2 separate regions of the Homo sapiens genome follow, and region 2 is linked to region 1. Evidence: chromatin loops called from intact Hi-C (ENCODE). Cell type or tissue: heart right ventricle. All regions are shown on one strand. Region 1 overlaps ARMH3 (armadillo like helical domain containing 3). Region 2 overlaps ARMH3 (armadillo like helical domain containing 3).

The links. A loop is a pair of places that touch in the nucleus more often than their neighbours do. Peaks named below come from ENCODE experiments on the same cell type or tissue, not always from the same donor. Only the 100,000 strongest peaks of a DNase experiment are listed, where the experiment ranks them.
Region 2: a loop joins it to region 1, with 2.9 times the contacts of the local background. A loop is called at or near these places in 20 of 110 quality-filtered maps.

Annotation. Positions count from the first base shown.
Region 1 is chr10:101,887,060-101,892,059 of GRCh38, reverse strand. ARMH3 (armadillo like helical domain containing 3) reads left to right here. Exons shown (of 26, transcript NM_024541.3): 24 at 2,570-2,648. Among named protein-coding and RNA genes, the nearest start is that of KCNIP2, 46 kb to the right of the region's middle. In heart right ventricle, CTCF peaks have their summits at 2,039 and 2,257 (motif pointing left); a DNase peak (open chromatin) is centred at 2,249; H3K27ac peaks cover 1,822 bases.
Region 2 is chr10:101,958,806-101,963,805 of GRCh38, reverse strand. The region is part of intron 20 of ARMH3 (armadillo like helical domain containing 3); the gene reads left to right. Among named protein-coding and RNA genes, the nearest start is that of ARMH3, 95 kb to the left of the region's middle. In heart right ventricle, no CTCF peak of the experiment used is centred here; a DNase peak (open chromatin) is centred at 2,095; H3K27ac peaks cover 4,794 bases.

The DNA.
Region 1 (5,000 bases):
GCTCACTGAAACCTCTGTCTCCCAGGCTTAAGTGATCCTCCCACCTCAGCCTCCCAAGTAGCTGGGACCACAAGTGTGTGCCACCACACCTGGCTAAATTTTTTTGTATTTTTTGTAGAGACAGGGTTTCACCATGTTACCCAGGCTGATCTTGAACTCCTGGGCTCAAGTGATCCGCTCACCTTAGCCTCTCAAAGTGCTGGAATTACATGCGTGAGCCACCACGCCTAGCCCACACTACCCATTTTAATAAACTTTCTGTTTTGGAATAATTTTAGATTTATAGAAAAAGTAAAAAGATAATCCACAGAGTTCCTGGATACCCTCAGCCTAATTTCCGTCATTTTATGTCACCAAGGTACATGTATCAACACTAAGTAACTGGCATTATTATTAACTAAATTCCGTATTTTAATTAGATTTTACCAGTTTTTCCATTAATGTCCTCTTGCTGTGCCAGGGTCCATTCCAGGATATGCATTTAATTGTCATATCTCCCCAGTGATTTGTGACAATTTCTCAACTCTTGTTTTTCATGACTTTTAGAGTCTTAAGAAAGTACTGGCTGGGCACGGTGGCTCACACCTGTAATCCCAATACTTTGGGAGACCAAGGTGAGTGGATCACCTGAAAGGTCAGGAGTTTGAGAACAGCTTGGCCAATGTGGTGAAACCCCATCTCTATTAAAAATACAAAATTAGCTGGTCATGGTGGCGGGGGCCTGTAATCCCAGCTTCTTGGGAAGCTGAGGCAGAAGAATTGCTTAAACCCGGAAGGTGGAGGTTGCAGGGAGCTGAGATCGCACCATTGCACTCCAGCCTGGGCAACAAGAGCAAAACTCCGTCTCAAAAAAAAAAAAGGAAGAAAGAAAGAAACTACCAGTCAGCGTCAGGAGCAATGGCTCATGCCTGTAATCCCAGCATTTTAGGAGGTGAGGAGGGAGGACTGCCTGAGCTCAGGAGTTTGAGACCAGCCTGGGCAATCTGGCAAAACCCCATCTCTACAAAAAATACAAAAATTAGCCAGACATGGTGGCACATGCCTGTAGTCCCAGCTACTTGGGAGGCTGAAGTGGGAGGATTGCTTGAGCCAAGGAGATGGAGGCTGTAGTGAGCCATGTTTGTGCCACTGCACTCCAGCCTGGATGACAAAGTGAGACCCTGTCTCAAAAAAAAAAAAAAAAAAAATACCAGTCAGGTATCCTGTAGAATGTCCCCTGTCTGATATTTTTCTTGTGATTAGATTGAGATATTAAGTGCCCTTCTCATCAGATCATACCAAGGGTTACATGGTATCTACATGATATCACTGGCAATCTACAGCTTCATCATTTGGTTAAGGTAGTGTTTACCAGGCTTCTTTGCTATAAAGTTACTGTGTTTCCCATTTGCTACTCTAGTCTTTGGCAATAAATCACTAAATCTAGCCCACCCTCAGGAATGAGAAATAAACTTCATTTCCTATAGGGAGAAGTATCTACATATATTATTTGAAATTGTTCTATGAGAAAGATTTGTTGGCCAGCCGCTGTGGCTCATGTCTATAATCCCAGCACTTTGGGAGGTGGAGACCTGTGGATTGCTTGAGCCCAGGCTTGAGCCTGGGCGACATGGCAAAACCGTGTTTCTACCAACAAAATACAAAAATAATTAGCCGGGCATGCTGGCACATGCCTGTAGTCCCAGCTGCTAGGGAGGCTTAGGTGGGAGGATCGCTTGAGCCTGGGAGGTTAAGGATGCAGTGAGCCATGATTGTGCCACTGCATTCCAGACTTGGTAACAGAGTGACACCCTGTCTAAAATATAAATATAAATAAATATATATATATATATGAAAAAAAGAGATTTGTCTCTCTCTATGAATCATTTATATTCATATGGACTCATGTAAAACCCTGATCTAAAACCTGTGTTCTTTTTGCTACACCAGGCAAGAAATGACAAAGACCTATACCAAGGCACTGGTTTCAGGGAAATTTATTTCAGATTTCAGAGATTTTTAAGAGGTAGATTTGATAAGACTAGGTAATTTTGGATGTGACTAAGTGATGGAGAAGGGAGTGTTTTAAAATGACACTCAGCTTTTGGGTTGAATGGCCGGATATAAAATTTTGGTTTGAAACTATTTACTAACAAGTATGAAGATTGCTTCTATTTAGCCTATATGTTGTTGGCCCAGCTTTACTGAGTGCCCTGTTCTCCCAAGTCAGACAAGACAGCTTTTCTTTCTGATTGAAGCACCAGGGCCCCCTAGTGGACAGCCCTCTGGGTTCCCTTTCTCATCTGAAGGACTCAATATTTTTGTTTGGCTTTGGGTTTTTTCCGTTAGTTCATTTGCAGAGCAGAGATGCTTGATTCTATTTTCTGTCTAATAGTAAATCCTTCCCACTTCAGAGTTATCAATTCACCCCCATTTGTGACTACCTCATGTTCAATAAGAGGAAGTTACCCAGTCACAATCGGTCCCATGCTCTAGTACTCTAAACCAGAGGGTACTTGATCCTTATTTTTTAACAGATGTATCCACCTCTTCTATCTGGCACCATATTAATACGAATTCTTTGTTTCAGAGCCATCATCAACCACTTTAACCCCAAAATTGAGTCCTACGCTGCTGTGAATCACATATCCCAACTGTCAGAGGAGCAGGTAAGCCACTACTTTCCCCAGATGACCTAGTTGGTGGCTAGGATCAAGCAGTTGCCTTCTCTCTGATGGCAGGGGGATTCTGTGACTGAGCTTTTGTGGTAGTGACCAGGGCCAGGCTGCTGAGAGGAATTAGTGTGGGGTTGGTTGATAGTACTTTTAATACAGAGTGATGCTGTCTGCGTTTGTGCCATCTGAAGGGTTTGTTAATTATATAGAAGATATGTAGGTGAAAATCTGGTGAATTATTTGTTTTAGAGTGTGATAAGGCATTTCTTTTTTTAAAATTTTAGGCAGAGAGTCATTTTGATTTTTGAAAATAAGAAATGAGAACTTAGAAATGGATGAAACTGCCAATTAGAAAAACCCTGAGTTCAGCTTAATTTGAAGCTATTTGGCTCGTTAAAACATGAGCCCTCATTGGGACAGATTTTCCTTAGTAATTGAGTTCTCTTTGCCTTGAGCAATTATTTTTGAGGAGGTTTTTCTGTGGTATGGACTGAGTTAGAGATGCAGATAGCCTTGTGTCTTTGTTTTCTTTAAATCTGGCCTGATTTCCCCTTCTCCCAGAGTGCCTGCACTCAGCTCTGCATTATATAAAAGTACAGATGAGGCGTTAGCGTGGCATGGGATTGAACTTGATGTGTCAAAATGAAACTCTTGAGTCCTTTTTTAAAAAGCACTAAATAAGACATCCTATTCACATGGTTCCCTTTCCTTTTCATCCTACTCCCAAATTGGAGGGGCCAGGGTATAGACCCCAAGCCAGTAGGAAGACCATATGTGCCCTGTTCTTCCTTTTTTGCCAGTGCATCTTTGTAACCCTTGTTTGAGCTTCTTGCTGGCAGAGCCAGCCAGCCAGCTATGATTTGACCATGTGTTTCAGTGTTCCTCAAAGCTATTCAGTTCTCCCAGTGAAGCACCAAGCAAGCCTTTTTCCTAATAGACAAGCTTCTCAGTATTCCCACCAGTGGCTCTTTTCTCAGCCAGATGGATAGGACTCTATTAGTCTGTCAGTTGTTCCCTTTGACATATTTGTTCTCTTTTGTGAGCCCAGCTGTGAGAATCCATCCTCACATTTAAAACTGCTTTTATAAATGGCCTTCATTTCCTTTTTTCCTCTCTGCCTGTGGAGCTATCCTGAATCCTGTTCTTTGATGCTGTGCTGTCTGTGAGGTGCTTTGTGATGCTACCATTTTCTTGTTGGACTAGTTCACATTAATTTTACTATATCATTTTTATGCAAAATAATTCAACATCTTGAGTTTTATGCAGTAAGAGAAGGGGTGACTTTCCTACCACAGTGAGCTCTGGTTAGTCTAAAAGCTTTTTTTTTTTTTTAAAAAAAAAAAAAAGGAGACATTTACTCTGTCAGCCACGTGCAGTATTCATCCCCCAGCAGCTTGGGAAGGTCAAGCTGAAATCTTTCTCCAGCAGTAGCTGCCACAGACCAATAATAAAAATCCTTTCTGGCACACAAGGCAATCTGTGAAAGGATGATTAGCAAGCACGTGTCCTCAGCCTCCTCCAACTTCTTTCAAAGTTAAATGAAATGATGAAAGTGCCTCTCAAAAAGAGTGCGCAGGCCAGAGACGAAGCGATTTCAATGGAGAGGGATTTCATAGGAGAATGGGGAAAGGATAGCAAGATTGATTTACTTGGTCAATATGTAATTGTATACCTGCTGGGTGCGGTGGCTCACACTTGTAATCCCAGCACTTTGGGAGGCTGAGGTGGGCAGATTGCTTGAGCCCAGGAATTCAAGACCACCCTGTACCACATGGTGAAGCTGTCTCTACAAAAAAAAAAAAAAAAAAAAAAAGAGAGAGAGAGAGAAAGAAAAATTAGCCAGACGTGGTGGTGTGCACCTGTAGTCCCAGCAACTTGGGAGGCTGAGGTGGGAGCTGAGGTGAACCCAGGGAGGTTGAAGCTGCAGTAAGCTGTGATCATGCCACTGCACTCCAGCCTGGGTGACAATGAGACCCTGTCTCAAAATAATAGTAATAATAATAATTATCATTATTATTGTATACCTTCTATAATATAAGTTGTGGTGCTAAGGTAAGTGGGGATCAGTGGTGAATAATCTTAGTCATTGCTCTCATGGAGTCTTTGTGTACTCATTACCTCTTTTAATAGTCCTTTTCACTTGGGGGTTTGGAGGAGGGTGATACTATTCTGGGACCTTCTTGAGAGCCACCCTCAAAATAGTTGTTGCTTCTCTTCTCTAACTGATTTTGAAGGGTGCTAAATGACAGCATTACAGTACACTTGGTTTATTCTCAGCACTATCAGATTAGAGGTATTTGACTGCCTTGTTAATCTCCAGCATGTGTTGGAGCACTTCTCTCCCTT
Region 2 (5,000 bases), 72 kb before region 1:
CCTTATTTTAAGTTGACCTTTTAAAACTACTACCAGGAGACAGCCAAGTGCAGTGGCCCATGCCTGTAATCCCAGCTACTCGGGAGGCTGAGGCAGGAGAATCGCTTGAACCCAAGAGACAGAGGTCGCGGAGAGCCGAGATCGTGCCGTTGCACTCCACCCTGGGCAACAAGAGCAAAACTCCATCTCAAAAACAAAAATAAATAAATAAAAAATAAAAACAAATAAGTAAATAGGCCAGGCACAGTGGCTCATGCCTGTAATGTCAGCACTTTGTAGGGCTGAGGCGGGTGGATCACCTGAGGTCAAGAGTTCGAGACCAGCCTGGCCAACATGGTGAAACCCCGTCTCTACTAAAAATACAAAAATGGCTGGGCACGGTGGCTCACACCTGTAATCCCAGCACTTTGGGAGGCCGAGTCCAAGGCGACCGGATCACGAGGTCAGGAGATGGAGGCCATCCTGGCTAACACAGTGAAATAAAAAATACAAAAAATTAGGCAGGTGTGGTGGCAGGTGCCTGTAGTCCCAGCTACTCAGGAGGCTGAGGCAGGAGAATGGCTTGAACCCGGGAGGTGGAGGTTGCAGTGAGCCATGATCGTGCCACTGCACTCCAGCCTCGGCAACAGAGTGAGACTCTGTTTCAAAAAAAAAAAAAAAAATGCAAAATTATCCGGGCATGGTGATGGGTTCCTGTAATCCCAGCTACTTGGGAGGCTAAGGCAGGAGAATCTCTTGAACCCGGGAGGTGGAGGTTGCAGTGGGACAAGATCATGCCACTGCACTTCAGTCTGGGTGACAGAGTTGAGCTCTGTCTCAAAAAAAAAAAAAAAAAGAAAAAAAGACATGTACTCTGAGCTTATAGGATTTTTCCTTTGGTCACTTTGTTATGTGAGGGGCTAATCAGTGGAATTGTGATCAAAGTATGGTTTTTGGTGGCAAATATAGATATTGGCCCTAGATAGCTCCTGTATCCCCAACAAATATTTTTCAAATTGAAGTTTGGGTGGATCCAATACAGTTTCATAGACCTCAGCAGTGGGAGTTCAGAGACCTTCTTCTCCCCAGCATGATTTGTCCTTAATGCAGTTTAGCTCCAACCAGCATATTGGCTTTGGGTAATTTATTTAACCTTTCTGAATTTTGATTTGCTCATCTGTAAAATGGGAACAATAATACCTACTTCATCAGATAGTTAAGAGGATTCAGTGAGAAGAATATAATTTAAGTGCTTTACATAATATCTAGCACCTAGCAAGCACCTAATAAGTGTTACCTTTCCTGCCATTTATGACCATGGTATTTCTTACTTTGAAAAGAGGTGAATGTAGTTTGAGGAAGGTGATTTCTGTAGTTAAGTGTCTTTTTTTAAGGTATCAGATAGAGGGTAAAAAAAAAAAAAGGAAAGTTTGAGATGCTCTGTGTGAGCTTCTGGACACAGTTATTAACTTGTAGTAGTTGTCATTCTTCTGGAGGAAATGATGCATTCCTCTGTGATGTGTCTCTTCACGTTGGTATTTTGGGACAGCGCATTCCCAGGGATGTGGAGTATGGGCCCATGGGCATTATCTCTTCAGGTTTGGAAAGTCTCAACTACCAAGCTTGCCCTTACCCAAAAGGATATTCTCTGCGACAAGCTATGCCATTCTCTTTTGAGGGAGTGAGCAGCCATTGCTCACCTAATGGGCAAAGCTGTTTACACAGTGTTAAGTTTCTATACCATAAGGTCATGCTTCGTTGGAAATCTCTCAGACCAGGAGTCAGGCCTTTGGTGAAGAATCCTGTATTAGCCCTTTTGCCCCACTTCATTTTAGAAACTATTATTTAACAATGAGAAACATGATAAGGCAAAGGATTAAATTAAATGGTACATCCTGTCCCTCATATCTTCATGACTGCAACATTTACTGTACTTGATTGCAAAGTCTTACAGATGTATGACTGATTAACCGTACTATGTTTATGCAATCATCCCCTTATTTTTTAGTTATCTTAATTCTTCCCTGTATGTACTGCTACTTCTGTGAGTGTCCTTGGAACAATTTGGCTGGTCATGTGCCCAGATGACATCAAGTGGACAAGTGGATCAAGGGCAGTTTTCTAAAAATGTGTGTGTATGTAGAGGGGGTGAGTCAGGAGCCTGTTAGCATGAGCTCTGTGTTGGCACTGAGATCCTGAGTGCCAGTTCTCTGCTGTCCTTGAAACTGCTCCTGACACAGGGCATTTTCTTCTTTGGCCTAAACCTGTCTTTTTTGGCATAAACCCTGTGCAAAGCTCGGTCCATAATAGTTTATAAATAAACCTGGTTATTAATTGTTTATACCCATATTTTTTTGTTTTGGTTCTGATTTTTTCTAAAGAAAGGGGATCTTGGCTCCCTTTAATGTCCATATCCAATCATCTTCCATTGGCAGTACCTAATTTTGAAGAAGGCAACACTGACTGAGGGAATTAGGAACAGTTTTAGTTGATAGTTATGTGCTTAAAAAAAAAAAGAGAGAGCAAGCAGCCACAAGGGATAGAGAGGTGGAGGTGAGAGCTGAGATGTAGATAAGACAGCAGAGAGCAGGCCAAGGAGCTGGCAGAGAGGCCTGCTGAGGTGGCTCGTGCTGAGCAAAGCTTCTGGGAGTCTTTTTGTGTTGCCAGTGAGTGACAGGAAGGCGATAATGAGGTATTAAATACTTGTACTTTAACAGGTAGCTGAGGACCAAGGGAAAATGGGGACCAAATACATGAAAATGACGTAGAGCAGCCAACAGGTGGAGAAAGTTATAAACCAGAGTCTAGAGAAGTGCTGATAACAGTATAGTCAGCAGATCTAAGCACACCATTTATAGTAAGCTGTAACCCCACTTTCACGTTCAGCTTGATCTCGCACCTTTATTTGTTTAATCTTCTTTTTTTTTTTTTTTTTTTGAGACGGAGTTTTGCTCTGTCGCCCAGGCTAGAGTGCTGTGGTGCAATCTCGGCTCACTGCAAACTCCGCCTTCCAGGTTCAAGCGATTCTCCTGCCTCAGCCTCACGAGTAGCTGGGATTACAGGTGCCCGCCACCGTGCCTGGCTAATTTTTGTATTTTTTAGTAGAGACGGGGTTTCACCATCTTGGCCGGGCTGGTCTCGAACTCCTGACCTCATGATCAGCCTGCCTCAGCCTCCCAAAGTGCTGGGATTACAGGCATGAGCCACTGTACCTGGCTTATCTTCTTAATGGCATGGTAGAAAGAACACTAAACAGGTGACAAGGTCCTAGTCCCAGCTTAGTCACCAGCTAGTTTGGGGTGAGGGTGGAATGGGGCATGGAGTTTTCTTATCCAAAAATGAGGAAATCGGATTAAATGACCTAAGGCATTTTCTAGCTCTAAAAATCTATAATCAGCTATGTCAAAGCCTCACAGACTTAAAACTCCCATCATATCAGGTCAGAGGCTAGAATCTGTGTGTAGTGGTGTATAGGACACTGAACAGTTGATATAGTGAGTGCAAAGTCAAGGAGATTATGATGGAGAAAAGCACTATTTCATGGGATATTTGGGACATTCTCTCTTGAAGAAGAATTACCATCTGTGATGTCAGAGGCTTCATTTTAGTTGCCTATTAAATTCCCTGTAGATAGTTCTTTTTTTTTTTGGAGAAGGAGTCTTGCTCTGTCGCCCAAGGTGGAGTGCAGTGGTGCGATCTCGGCTCACTGCAGCCTCCGCCTCCCGGGTTTAAGCAATTCTTCTGCCTCAGCCTCTCGAGTAGCTGGGCCTACAGGCGCACACCGCCACGCCCAGCTAATTTTTTGTATTTTAGTAGAGACAGGGTTTCACCGTGTTGCCCAGGCTGTTCTCGAACTCCTGAACTCAGGCAATCTGCCTGCCTTAGCCTCCCAAAGTGCTAGGATTACAGGCGTGAGCCACTGCGCCCAGCCCCTGTAGAGAATTCTTACTTCCAAGTGAGAAGACCTTGGTTCTTGGGGGAGCAGAATATCTGACCTGCATTTTCAGGGGCAGAATGCAAGCCACTCTGGCACTGACTCTCAGAGTATTGTGGTACTGGACTCTCCCTTTCAATACTCTGGCTCCGCTAATGCCTGTGGCAGTTGGGACACAGGTTGCCCGTGCCAGAGTTGCTCTCTTCCTCCTCTAATATTTCTCACTTTGTCATCCTGGATTCTGAATCCCAGAGATCAAGACTAGCTGTAGTCCAGCAGAGGAGCAATAAATCATTGCTCCCACATCCTTTCCTCCAGGTTTCCTGCCCTTTAATTACCACATAGCCACTGCTGAGGCTGCATCTCTGTGCTGTGTGTCCTGGGGACAAAAGCCCTTGTTGATGGGATGTGTGCAAAAGCTGCTTTGTCTCTAGCCATTACGTTTTGCAGAGTGCCAAGCGTGCTGCCCATCCCTTTCTCTCGCCTCTATGATTTTATAGAGTCCGATTGTCAGGTAGTATATCATTAACAGGGCTTGTCTAAACTCTGGGGATTAGGTGGTGGGGTGGGCAGCCCCCACGTAGCTCACTCAGCAAGGTGATCTTCTTTAAGGAGGGAAGTTTGGGTTAGTCATTTTTATGTGAATTTTAGCTAGCCCCATTATTCCTGTGCTCCTGGTAGGAGCTAAGCAGGTTGTGTGATCCTGAATGGGCTCCCTTGGAGCCTTTTTGTCCCCCCAGTCCAACAGATACTTGATCACTTAACAGACACCATTAAAAGGGCCAGCTGCCTATCATTTGCCTTTTCATTATGAAACCCCAGAGAACTCAAGTTGGGGCCGGGGTAAAGAGTTTATAAATGAAGATGCCTATCTCCTTCATGCCTGGCAAGGCTTTTTTTTACTATTTGAGGGGAAGATTCAGGCTTTAGAAACAGAATGTGGGTGAAGCCAGCCTCTTGTACTTTCCTTGCCTGCTGTTTCTTTACTGTACCTGTGCTTTTAAAGGATTGAGAGTGAGGGGTGTTGTGTGGTAGGCAGCAAGAGTCTGGAGAGTCTCACTCCTACTCATCATTCCCTGCTGTTCCA